Linked DNA regions of Homo sapiens: region 2 is linked to region 1. A link is a loop called in an ENCODE intact Hi-C map of the cell type or tissue named here. Cell type or tissue: B cell. All regions are shown on one strand. Links, peaks and the distances in the headings refer to the core of each region. The heading gives the core; the rest is flanking DNA.

The links. Hi-C counts contacts between places; a loop is a spot of excess contacts. Peaks named below come from ENCODE experiments on the same cell type or tissue, not always from the same donor. Only the 100,000 strongest peaks of a DNase experiment are listed, where the experiment ranks them.
Region 2: it touches region 1 in a loop (7-fold over the local background); 41 of 110 quality-filtered maps call a loop at or near these places.

The regions. Positions count from the first base shown.
Region 1 is chr6:132,482,062-132,487,449 of GRCh38, reverse strand. All of the region lies in intron 2 of STX7 (syntaxin 7), which reads left to right. Among named protein-coding and RNA genes, the nearest start is that of STX7, 28 kb to the left of the region's middle. In B cell, for the core only: CTCF peaks have their summits at 2,879 and 3,084 (motif pointing right); a DNase peak (open chromatin) is centred at 3,109; H3K4me3 peaks cover 406 bases; H3K27ac peaks cover 2,500 bases.
Region 2 is chr6:131,913,001-131,918,388 of GRCh38, reverse strand. The region is part of intron 2 of CCN2-AS1 (CCN2 antisense RNA 1); the gene reads right to left. Among named protein-coding and RNA genes, the nearest start is that of CCN2-AS1, 14 kb to the right of the region's middle. In B cell, for the core only: CTCF peaks have their summits at 2,861 and 3,060 (motif pointing left); a DNase peak (open chromatin) is centred at 3,028; H3K27me3 peaks cover 1,169 bases.

The sequences.
Region 1 (5,388 bases), core at 1,625-4,124:
CTCCCTGTGTCCATGTGTTCTCATTGTTCAACTCCCACTTATGAGTGAGAACATGCAGTATTTGCTTTTCTGTTCCTGTGTTAGTTTGCTGAAAGTGATGGTTTCCAGCTTCATCCATATCCCTGCAAAGGACATGAACTCATTTTTTTTATGGCTGCAATTAAGAGAGTATTATAAACAACTTTATGACAATAAAGTTGACATCTTAGATGAAATGGATAAATTCCTTGATAGACACAAATTATCAAAGTTCACTCAAAAAGAAGTCAGTAACCTGCCTAGCTCTATATCAAGAAATTGAAATTACAACTTAAAACCTTCTCACAAAGAACCAGACTCAAATATCTTCACTAATGTAATCTATCAAATATTTAACTAATTGTACACAAACTGTTCCAAAAAATTGAAGAATTCGTTTTAGCAGGTCAGCATAATCCTTATATTGAAACCAGATAAAGACAGTAAAAGAAGAGAACACTACTAGGCTGGGTGCAGTGGTTCATGCCTGTAATCCCAGCACTTTGGGAGGCTGAGGCTGGCGAATCACCTGATGTCGGGAGTTCAAGACAAGCCTGGCCAATATGGTGAAACTCTGTCTCTACTAAAAGTACAAAAAATTAGCTGGGCATGGTGGCGGGCACCTGTAATCCCAGCTACTTGGGAGACTGAGGCAGGAGAATCGCTTGAACTGGCAGCAGGAGGTTCCAGTAAGCTGAGGTCACGCCACTGCACTCCAGGCTGGGCATGACAGAGCAAGACTCTGTCTCAAAAAAAAAAAAAAAAAACCCAGAAAAAAACACTACACATCCATTTCATCTCATGACATAAATGCAGAAAATTTAAACAAAATTTAACTAATCAAATCACCAATATTTTAAAAGGATGTAACAAGTGGAGTATATCCCAGGAATTCAGGGTTGGTTTAATACTGAAAGAGCAATAAATATTGTTCATTATGTTAACAAACTTAAAAAGAAAACCTATATAATCATCTCAATAGATGCAGAAAAAGCATTTGACAAATTCTACTTCCATTCCTAACAAAAATTCTCAGTAAACTAGGAGTAGAAGTGAGCTCTTTAACCTGACAAAAGATCATCTATGAAAACTTACAGAGTGTCACACTTAATGGTGAAAGACAGAATGCTTTCCTTTATAAGATCAGGAACAAGACAGGGATGTCTTGCCCTCACCACTTCTATTCAGAATTGTACTAGAGGATCCATCTAGTGCAGATGGATAATATAAACAAATAAAAGGACTTCACATTAGGAAAAAAAGAATTAAAACCATTTGTATTCACAGACATAAATGTCTATGTAGAAAATCTGATGGAATCTACAATTTAAAAAAGCCTGCTAGAATAAAAAAGTCAATTTAGTAAGTATCTGATCAATGTACAAAAATAAATTGTATTTCTCTATACTGGCAATGAGCAATCAAAATAAAAATTTGAAATTTAAAAAGCTGGCATTTACAATAACATCAAACATTATGAAATACTTAGAAGGCAATATAAGTGAAACACTTGAACACTGAACAGTACAAAATATTGCTGAAATTAAAGAAAGCTTATATAATTGGGAAGATATACCTTGATCATGGATCAGAAGACAATATTGTTATTTGAACAGACACTTCAACAAAGAAGATATACAGATGACAAATAGGACATAAAAAGATGTTCAACATCATTAGTTATTAGGAAAATACAAATTAAAAGCACGGATACCACTATTAACCTATTTGGCAAAATTTAAAAGACGGAGCATACCAAGTGCTGGAGAGGATGTAGAGGAACAGAAGTTTTCATACACTGCAGGTGGAAGTGTAAAGTGGCATCACTTTGTAAAATAGTTTGACTGATTTAAGAAAGCTAAATGTAACACCTGTCATACTATCCAGCCGTTCTACTTCTATTTATCCACACACAAAAATTAAATATATGCCCATACAAAGACTTGTAGGGCATATACTTATAGGAGCTTTATTTGTAATGGACAAAAACGGGAAACAACACAAATGTCCATCAATAGTGTTGTATCATACAGTGGAATACTCAGCAATAAAAGGAATGCACTATTGATATACACAGCATGGATGAATCATAAAATAATTAGGCTAACTTAAGCCAGACACCATCCTTTTTCAAAAACGAATAAATACTCTGTGATTACATTTATATAAAACTTTAGAAAATGCAAAATACAGAAAGCAACAGAAAGCATATTAGTGATTGCTTGGTGATGGAGGGGGGAAGGAACAGATATGCAGGAGGGAGGAAATTGCAAACTACAACAAGGAAACTTTTGAGGGTGAAGAATCTAATAACTGTCTTAAGTGTGATGATGGTTTTACAGATGTACACATATGTCCAAACTTGTAAAACTATAGTTTATGCGCTTTGTCAGTTGTACCTCAATAAAGTGGCATTTAAATAAAAAACGTTAATAAGAATATTCCTATTATTCATTTCTGACCTTCAAGAGAACAACAGACTCTGTTGAGCGCTTACTATATCCAGTACACGGTGCCTACCTATATTGTTCTCGGTTAAAGTTTATGACAGCTGAGAAATAGGTGCTTTCTCACTGTTGAAGCAATTATAGCTTGGAGACATTAGGTAAATTGCCCAGGGTCAGCAGCCAGGAAGAAGTGAGATATCAGGCTGTCTGGCTCCAACTCTACTTGCTGGTCAGCCTTCAATTGTACTTCTTCCTCAGTGTGATGTGGCTGAGTCTGTGTTGGAATCTCAAAATCACCTGTCCAGGGATTTTACTAACCATTATTTTTTTTTCTATGTTTGGCTGTTACAAGTTGGTTATTTTACGTTGAAAACAGATGTTTTCTGCTAAAAGAGAAGATAGCTATTCTTAGTTATTTGGAGACAGTTCTTTAAAGGTACTCTGTGTGTGTGTTAGGTTGATCTGCCATGCCGCCACAGCCTGGCCAGTCTCATTTGTCAGACAGCATCCATTTGCTGGTGAAGTCTGACGGGTGGTAACATTATGTATTAATAGCCCCTGATACCAAATTCAGCCTACAATTTTATGACAAACTATTCTTTACTGTAAAGCTTTTTTCTTAAATAATCCACTAGATGGCAGCAGACCCACGTGGAACAGAATGGATCTTCATTGCTGTAGAAGAGCCAGAAACGGGACACTGTTTTGTTTTTGATGACCCAGTAGTGCATCTTTTTCGGATGTGTAGGAAATGGTATTATTTTTCTGTTATGAAAAATGTAACATACTCTTTGAAGTCACGTCTGTGGAAGTGAGTAGTGGTACAGATAGTTCAAAATTGTAGATAATGCAAAAATAATTTTTTCTTTGTATTCTCGTAGAGACACATGTTGATTTAATCCTACCTGTATGCATTAGATGAACTTTTCTTCAAGAAACTGTTTATTCTTAATTCTTTTTATGGTTGGAAAGACTGCGGCTTGTTTCATGAGTTTTTTTCTTTAATTGGACCTATGCCAATCAAAATAGAAGATGACTGTCCTATAAATTCATAGCACCTAAGGCTAGATAATGAAGTGAAATCCTACAGACTGGACTTGGGAGAAAGTAGGAGGATTATTTATTTTTCCAGATCACCATACTGCTTGTCATCTGACTAGAAACCTCTTATCTCCCTTTCTCTAAGCTTATTTTTCTCAAGCATTTTTGAACATGGTCAATTGGGGTGTCGCAGAAGATCCTGTGAACCACATATCCTACTATCCATACCTTCTAGAAGGGGAAGAACTTAGGAGATGGCCAAAAACCAGAGAGTAATAACATGATAGAGTGCTAACAATATTTTTGCAGCAAATATGCTATAAAAATGCTCATCCAAAACAATGAAAAAGTGTTTTGTTTCTAAATTAGTATAAGAGCAGCAGATGAAAATGAGGTACTCAAGCCAGCACCTATGATGGGTGAATAGCATATTCTGAGAATCAAAGAACTTCAACTCAGTGTACATGCATGTTCAATGGAAATTTTGTGACATTGTTAAATATTTTACTAGATAGACTTAATGCAGTGACTGCAGTAGGCCCTCCTTTTCCATGGATTCTGCATGGATTCAACTAACCATGGAACAAAAATATTCAGAAAAATTTTAAAAATAAAACACAGTACACTATAACAATTTACATAGCATTTATTATATATTAGGTATTGTAAGTTGTGTAGAGGTGATTTCCAGGAGGATGTGCATAGGTTATATGCAAATACTATGCCATTTTATATTAGAAACTTGAGCATCTGCAGATTTTGTTGTCTTTGGGAGGTGGATGGAGGGAGGCATGGAACCAATCCTCTAGGGATAGTGAAGGATGACAGTACATTCAAATAACATGCCAAGTTGAGTTTTTAAATACAAGGTTTTAGTAATTTTTAATAACTGAGGACAAAGACTGGCCAACTTTCCCTGTAAAGGGCAGATTCTTTTAGACTTTCTTTCATTTTCTTTTTTTTTTTCTTTTTTGTTAACCCTTTAAAACTGTAGCAACAGTTCTTAGCTTGGAAGTCTGTACAAAACCAGGTTTCAGGCTCTACGGGCCATAATTTGTTGACCCTGGTGTAGGAGGCTAATGCTAGTAGTATATAAAATCAAGTCTGTGGAATCTTGGCAGTTCATAAAACCCAGAGAAAGAGCAGGCGTTTCTTCCTTGATCACTTTCAGCTGGGAAGAAGGATCCTTGTGATCCACTGCCAGACCTAAACTTACTTTGAGCACTGCTGGAAACATCTAACATCTCAATTCAACTCCTTCAAATTACTTCTTCAATCTAGACACACTTATTTTTTCTTTGTTTGCTTTGTCAACTGTCACACACCTGGATTATGAAATAATGTGTTTTAACATCTTTTACTTTCAGTCCTTTTAGCACATTGAAAAAAGTTTTTTGAAAACCAAGAAATCTACATTCTAACCCTAGCTCTTGTACTAAATAGCTATAGTTTTTGGAACAAGTTATTCTGTCTGGTTCTCAACTTCTTTGTTTATAAAATAGGATTGAACTAATACCGTATAATATTTTTTCCAAATTTGATTTAGTAGTTTCAGATTTATGTTCCTATAAGCCCTTTATCACCTGATCAGATGATGCCTTTAATTGATCCTCAAGTGTAGACCTGCTCAATTTAAAGGAATGCAACCAAATTAATGTTCACGTTCAGAAGCCCTCTCGCTGTGCCTGGTACGTAGCAGATGCCCAGTAAATGTTTGTCGAGTGAATCAATGAATGAATAATAAATGGGCATAACTACCTTTCTTAACTCTCCATTTATTTATGCTGTATGTTTTAGAAATATATATTATTTCTTACGTACGTTTTGATCTTCCCAGTATTCTTTTTATGGTTCACTCATAAAACTATTCATTGAGGGTCAA
Region 2 (5,388 bases), core at 1,787-4,286, 570 kb after region 1:
TTCCCCTCCAGCCCAGCTTCTGTGTCTTCCCTCCATCCACTCTCAGTGCCTTGCCTCTGAGGATCTGTTAGAAGCATGCCAGTTATCTGGGTCCCTCTGTGGGAGCTGTTCCACCTGGCTGTGTCTATTGGGCTATGTCTAGCCAGCTATATTGCATTCCCCCACTTGCCCCCATATCTGTATGTCTTCTTTTGAGAAATGTCTATTTAGATCCTTTGCCCTGTATTTTAATCAAATTATTAGATTTTTTCCTATAGAGTTGTTTGAGCTCCTTATATATTCTGGTTATTAATCCCTTGCCAGATGGTGTTTGGTAGATCAGCTTTCATGAAACAAACCTTCTCTTCCTCTTTGCTAAGCTACCTGTCTTCCTGAAATCCTCGGCCTGAGTAGTGACACCAGCTGGTTAGAGGCATCAAAGGCAGCAATCAGCCCTCAGAGGACAGTCCCAGTGGGGCACAGGAAGTCAGCTAATGAAAGGGCTGGCCACCGAACCTCCTCATATGCCACTTAAAAGCCACTATTTTTACTCTTTGCAAGATATTTTCCACTTCAAAGCTGCTGCCTTTCCCCCCTTGATATACCCTTACTTCCCAATTAAATTTTCAGGCATGCTTTCTTCCAGTTTCAAGCCAAAATTCCTTCTGAAAAGCCATCTCTCCAAACATGGTTTTATGAGGAAAGCTAACAGACCTGAACTGTGGGGTGTTGAGGGCACCTTTGATATGGCCCAGAGCACAGACAGCCCTGTCTCCTCCAGGGTGCACTGCTAAACAGACAACTACTTTAAATAGACAGAACTCCACCTCTGCCAGCCTTGCCCTCCTCCCTTTCACAAGCCACATCCGAAATCTCTATCATCCACACTCCTCTGTTTGGCCTGGACAACAGAGTGACTTTGACAAGGCTCTCAGAATATTCTTCATGAACGCCAGCATTCCTCTTTGTGGTCTGGTTAACCACAGTAGATGAGTTTAGTTTCCCCTTTTCACAGAATTTTAGAAGTTGGTGGACAGATGCAAGACTGTAGAGATCTGATTACTTAGAGTGGCAGAATCAGAAGGAAAAGGAGAAAACAGCTTCACAGAGAAAATGGCATTTGAGCAAGACCCTAAAGGAAACGTGAAAGGCCGCCCATGAGGAGGGAAGAGTACACACAAAGATGGAGAGAGAAGATGTGAGGTGGATATGGGGCAAACCAAGGGCGACAGCTTGAGAAAAATCTAGCAAATACCATGAAGATGAATAATTAAAAGGTAATGTTAATAGGCTGGTTGGGGTCAGATCATGGAACAAAAAAGAATTGGAAAGTTATTCTGTGGTAAAAACAGAAACCACAACCATTTAATGAGCATCTATCTACCATGTGCCAAAATCTACCATAGCCACTGAGGTTACCATGAAGTCTCAGACACGGGCCTCAAAGTCCCCTCTAGGAACACAGAGGCTAATGTCTAGCCACCAGGTTCTTGTGAAACACATGTTATAAAATAAGAGTATTTTACCCTGTGACAGAAACAAAGTGCTTTAGGAAACCAGAGGCAAGGGAAGAAGAGGTGATGGTGGGAGAGTGGCCAAGTTCAGTGTCACTGCAGAGGAAGAACAGTTTGGACTGAGCTTTGTGAAGTGAGATAATGAGAGGTTTGGGGATTGATGGTGTATTAGTCTCTTTTCACATTGCTATAAATAACTACCTGAGACTGGGTAATTTATGAAGAAAAGAGGTTTAATTGACTCACAGTTCCACAGACTTAACAGGAAACATGACTGAGAGGCCTCAGGAAACTTACTGTATTAGTCTGTTTTCACACTGCTAATAAAGACATACCCAAGATTGGGCAATTTATAAAGAAAGGAGGTTTAATTGGCTTAGAGTTCCATGTGGCTGGGGAGGCCTCACAATCATGGCAGAAGGCAAAAAACACATCTTACATGGTGGTAGACAAGAGAGAATGAGAGCCAATCAAAAGTGGAAACCCCTTATAAAATCATCAGATCTCATGAGGCTTATTCACTACCTCAAGAACAGTAAGGAGGAAACCGCCCCATGATTCAGCTATCTCCCACTGGGTCCCTCCCACAACTTGTGGGAATTATGGGAGCTACAATTCAAGATGAGATTTGGGTGAGGACACAGTCAAACCTAATCACTTACAGTCATGGCGGAAGGTGAAGGGGAAGCAAGCACCTCTTCACATGGTGGCATGAGAGAGAGAGCTAAGGGGGAAGTGCCACACACTTTTAAATCATCAGATCTCATGAGAACTCACTCAGTATGATGAGAACAGCAAGGGGGAAATCCACCCCATGCTCCAAGTACCTCCCAACAGGCCCCTCCTCCAAATCGACATGAGATTTGGGCAGGGACACAAATCCAAACCGTATCAGATGGGATATATAGGCAGGAAAAGAGATGTTGTTCAGGGAGAAAGCAAGTGTGCTTAGATCAGTGTAATATTAATAAATATTGAATAAACAGCTGGAGGTGAGGGGAGATCTTTGTTAGTAGAATTACACGACTTCTATTGTAAATGCTTCCATTGTGGATACTTTCAAACTACCAATGTGAAGTTAACCAGCTTGCAAAACCTCTGACAATTTATCAATGGACTCTTCTAAGTAGGTGAAGGCTGGCCCCTGCACACCACTGCTTGGTTTGAATATGCTGAATTCGAGGTGACTAGTAAGAATTACAGGTCTGTTGATCCACTGAGAAGCTGAGCCAAAGCAGGGTCTTCAAAGACTCAATGGTCTGCTGTATTTGGGGAAGATGGCACTGAGTAGGTAGCCTCCAGGTCTTATGCCCCTATTCAACTGAAGCAGCTCTGCTGTAAAATCTGTTTACGCTCAAACAGTATGCACCGCTTCACCATTTTAGAGGCACCCAATAAAACAGTATTACAGTTGATATCTAAATTGAAAGCTAAATTCAGATTCGCAGAATGTTGAAGAGTTAATCCTTCCAAGTAGCCCTGAGTATACTCCAAAGTCTCTTACGCTGATGCTTGTTACCATATGTCTCGTAATCGCTTACTGCCACCTGCTGGGCAAAGAGATGTAGCACTCAAGGACAAATTGTATCTCAAGAACAAATTTAACCCTAAGCAGCTGTAACATCCAGTTCTTGGTCCTCCGGTGTCACTACAGTTGTTAAGACAGAAGCTGTTAAAAAATGACAGTCTAGGCAGTTCAGAGAAATGTCCCCAGTGGCAGCTGCAGCCATCGCCAGTCATTCTGAGAGCTTTCACGTGACTGGTGAAGGTCCCATTGATTGGCCCAGACTTCAGTGACCCCTGAGGTACAAGGGAAGGCATTTCTCCCCATATGATGCTCCTCTCAGTGTTCAAAGATCCCAATGGATACTCCAACACCCAAGCCAACATCTTGATTCCCCCAAAATTCCCATGGCATCTGCATATCTAGTTCATGGGCACTCCTTACTTACATCAAATATCCCTAACATTTCCTAAACTAAAAATATCCAAGGATGATACTTCACTGAGCTCTAATATTTAAAAGACTTTGCATTGTCTATTATACAAAAACATAATTACAAGAGCTAAATATAGTTGCTGACTTACTTTTCTTACTTCACAAGGAAAGAGGACTTCATTATGAGAAGAAAGAAAAAACACTCAAAAGAAGGCACAAAAGATATTTTAAAGTTATTGATGGGCTAATTATTAATGTGATCACCACTTTTCATATGATAACAACAAGGTGAAATTTACAGTTATTTATGAATATGCTAATATGGGTATTAAAAATTTTTACCAGGAGTGAAAATTTTTCTTTGTATTATTTATTATTTTTTCTAGGTGTGTGTGTGTTTTAATAACTACTACTTAGCATGACTCTTTTGTGAGTCACCTGCTCAACGTCACATGTGCTATGGTTTAAATGTGTATCCCAAAAGGCATGTATTGGAAACTTAATCCCTAATGCAACAGTGTTAAGAGGTGAGACCATTAAAGAGGTAGTTAGGCCAGGAGGGCTCCACCTTCAAGAGTGGATCAAGGCCATTATCTAGGGAGTTGGTTTGTTATAAAAGGACAAGGTTAGTTCATTCCTCTCTCACTTGCCCTCTCTTGCCCTTCACCTTCCTCTATGGGATGACATAGCACAAAAGCCCTCATTAGCACTGGCACCATGATATTGGACTTTTCAGCCTCCAGAAATGTGAGCCAATAAAAATTTCTGTTTTTTATTAAAAATTAAAATAAAATAACTACTATTTAATACAAAAATGGAAACTTCGTAAACATAACAACTAACATTCTGATTTAACTTGATTGAGAAAAATTAAATAAAGTGGAGTTTCTTGAGCCTTAGAGTGGTGGACAAATTCAGATGTTACATTTGTTTCTAAAAACAGAGCATACTAATATCAACCCCCCCTTCCCAAAAAAATACCCTACAGCTAACATCATTCTTCACGACGAAAGACAATACGTTCTTGCTAGAATCAGGAACAAGGCGAAAATGTCCACTTACCACCGCTTTTCAGCATGGTATTAGAAGTTCTAGCCAGTGCAATAAAGCAAGGAAAGGAAATAAAAGGTATGCATATTGGAAAGAGAAAAATAAAACTGTCCCTTTTTGTAGAGAGCATGATTGTCTATCTACAAAAGTCCCAAGGAATCCACCAAAACACCCTCCTAGAACAAAAACTAATTGTATTTCTACATACTAGCAATGGAAATGTGGAAGGTAAAATTTTAGATACAGTAGCATTTACAATTGCTAAAAATATTCTTGAGTGTGAATCTAATAAAAACAAGCCAAAAACTACGAAATAGCAATGAAAGAAATCAAAAATCTAAATGAATGGAGAGACATACTGTGGTCATGGATCAGACAACTCAACACTGTTAAGATGTCAGTTCTCCCCAAATTGATACATAAGTTTATTGCAATTACCAGCACAATCCCAGCAAGAAATTTTGTTGATAAGGACAAAGACAAGATTATTCTAAAATTTATATGGTGCTGGGCACAGTGGCTCTTACTTGTAATCCCAACACTTTGGGAGACCAAGCTGGGAGGGTGCTTGAGCCCAGGAGTTCAAGACTAGCCTTGGCAAAGTAGGAAGACCCTGTTTGTTTGTTTGTTTGTTTGTTTGTTTGTTTGTTTGTTTGTTTAGAGACGGAGTCTCAATGTCTCCCAGGCTGGAGTGCAGTGGCGCCATCTCGGCTTGCTGCAACCTCCCACCTCCCGAGTTCAAGCAATTCTCCTGCCTCAGCCTCCCGAGTAGCTGGGACTACAGGTGCATGCCGCCATGCTCTACTAATTTTTTGTATTTTAGTAGAAACGGGGTTTCACCATGTTGCCCAGGCTGGTCTTGAATTCCTGAGTTCAGAAAATCCGCCCGCCTTGGCCTCCCAAATT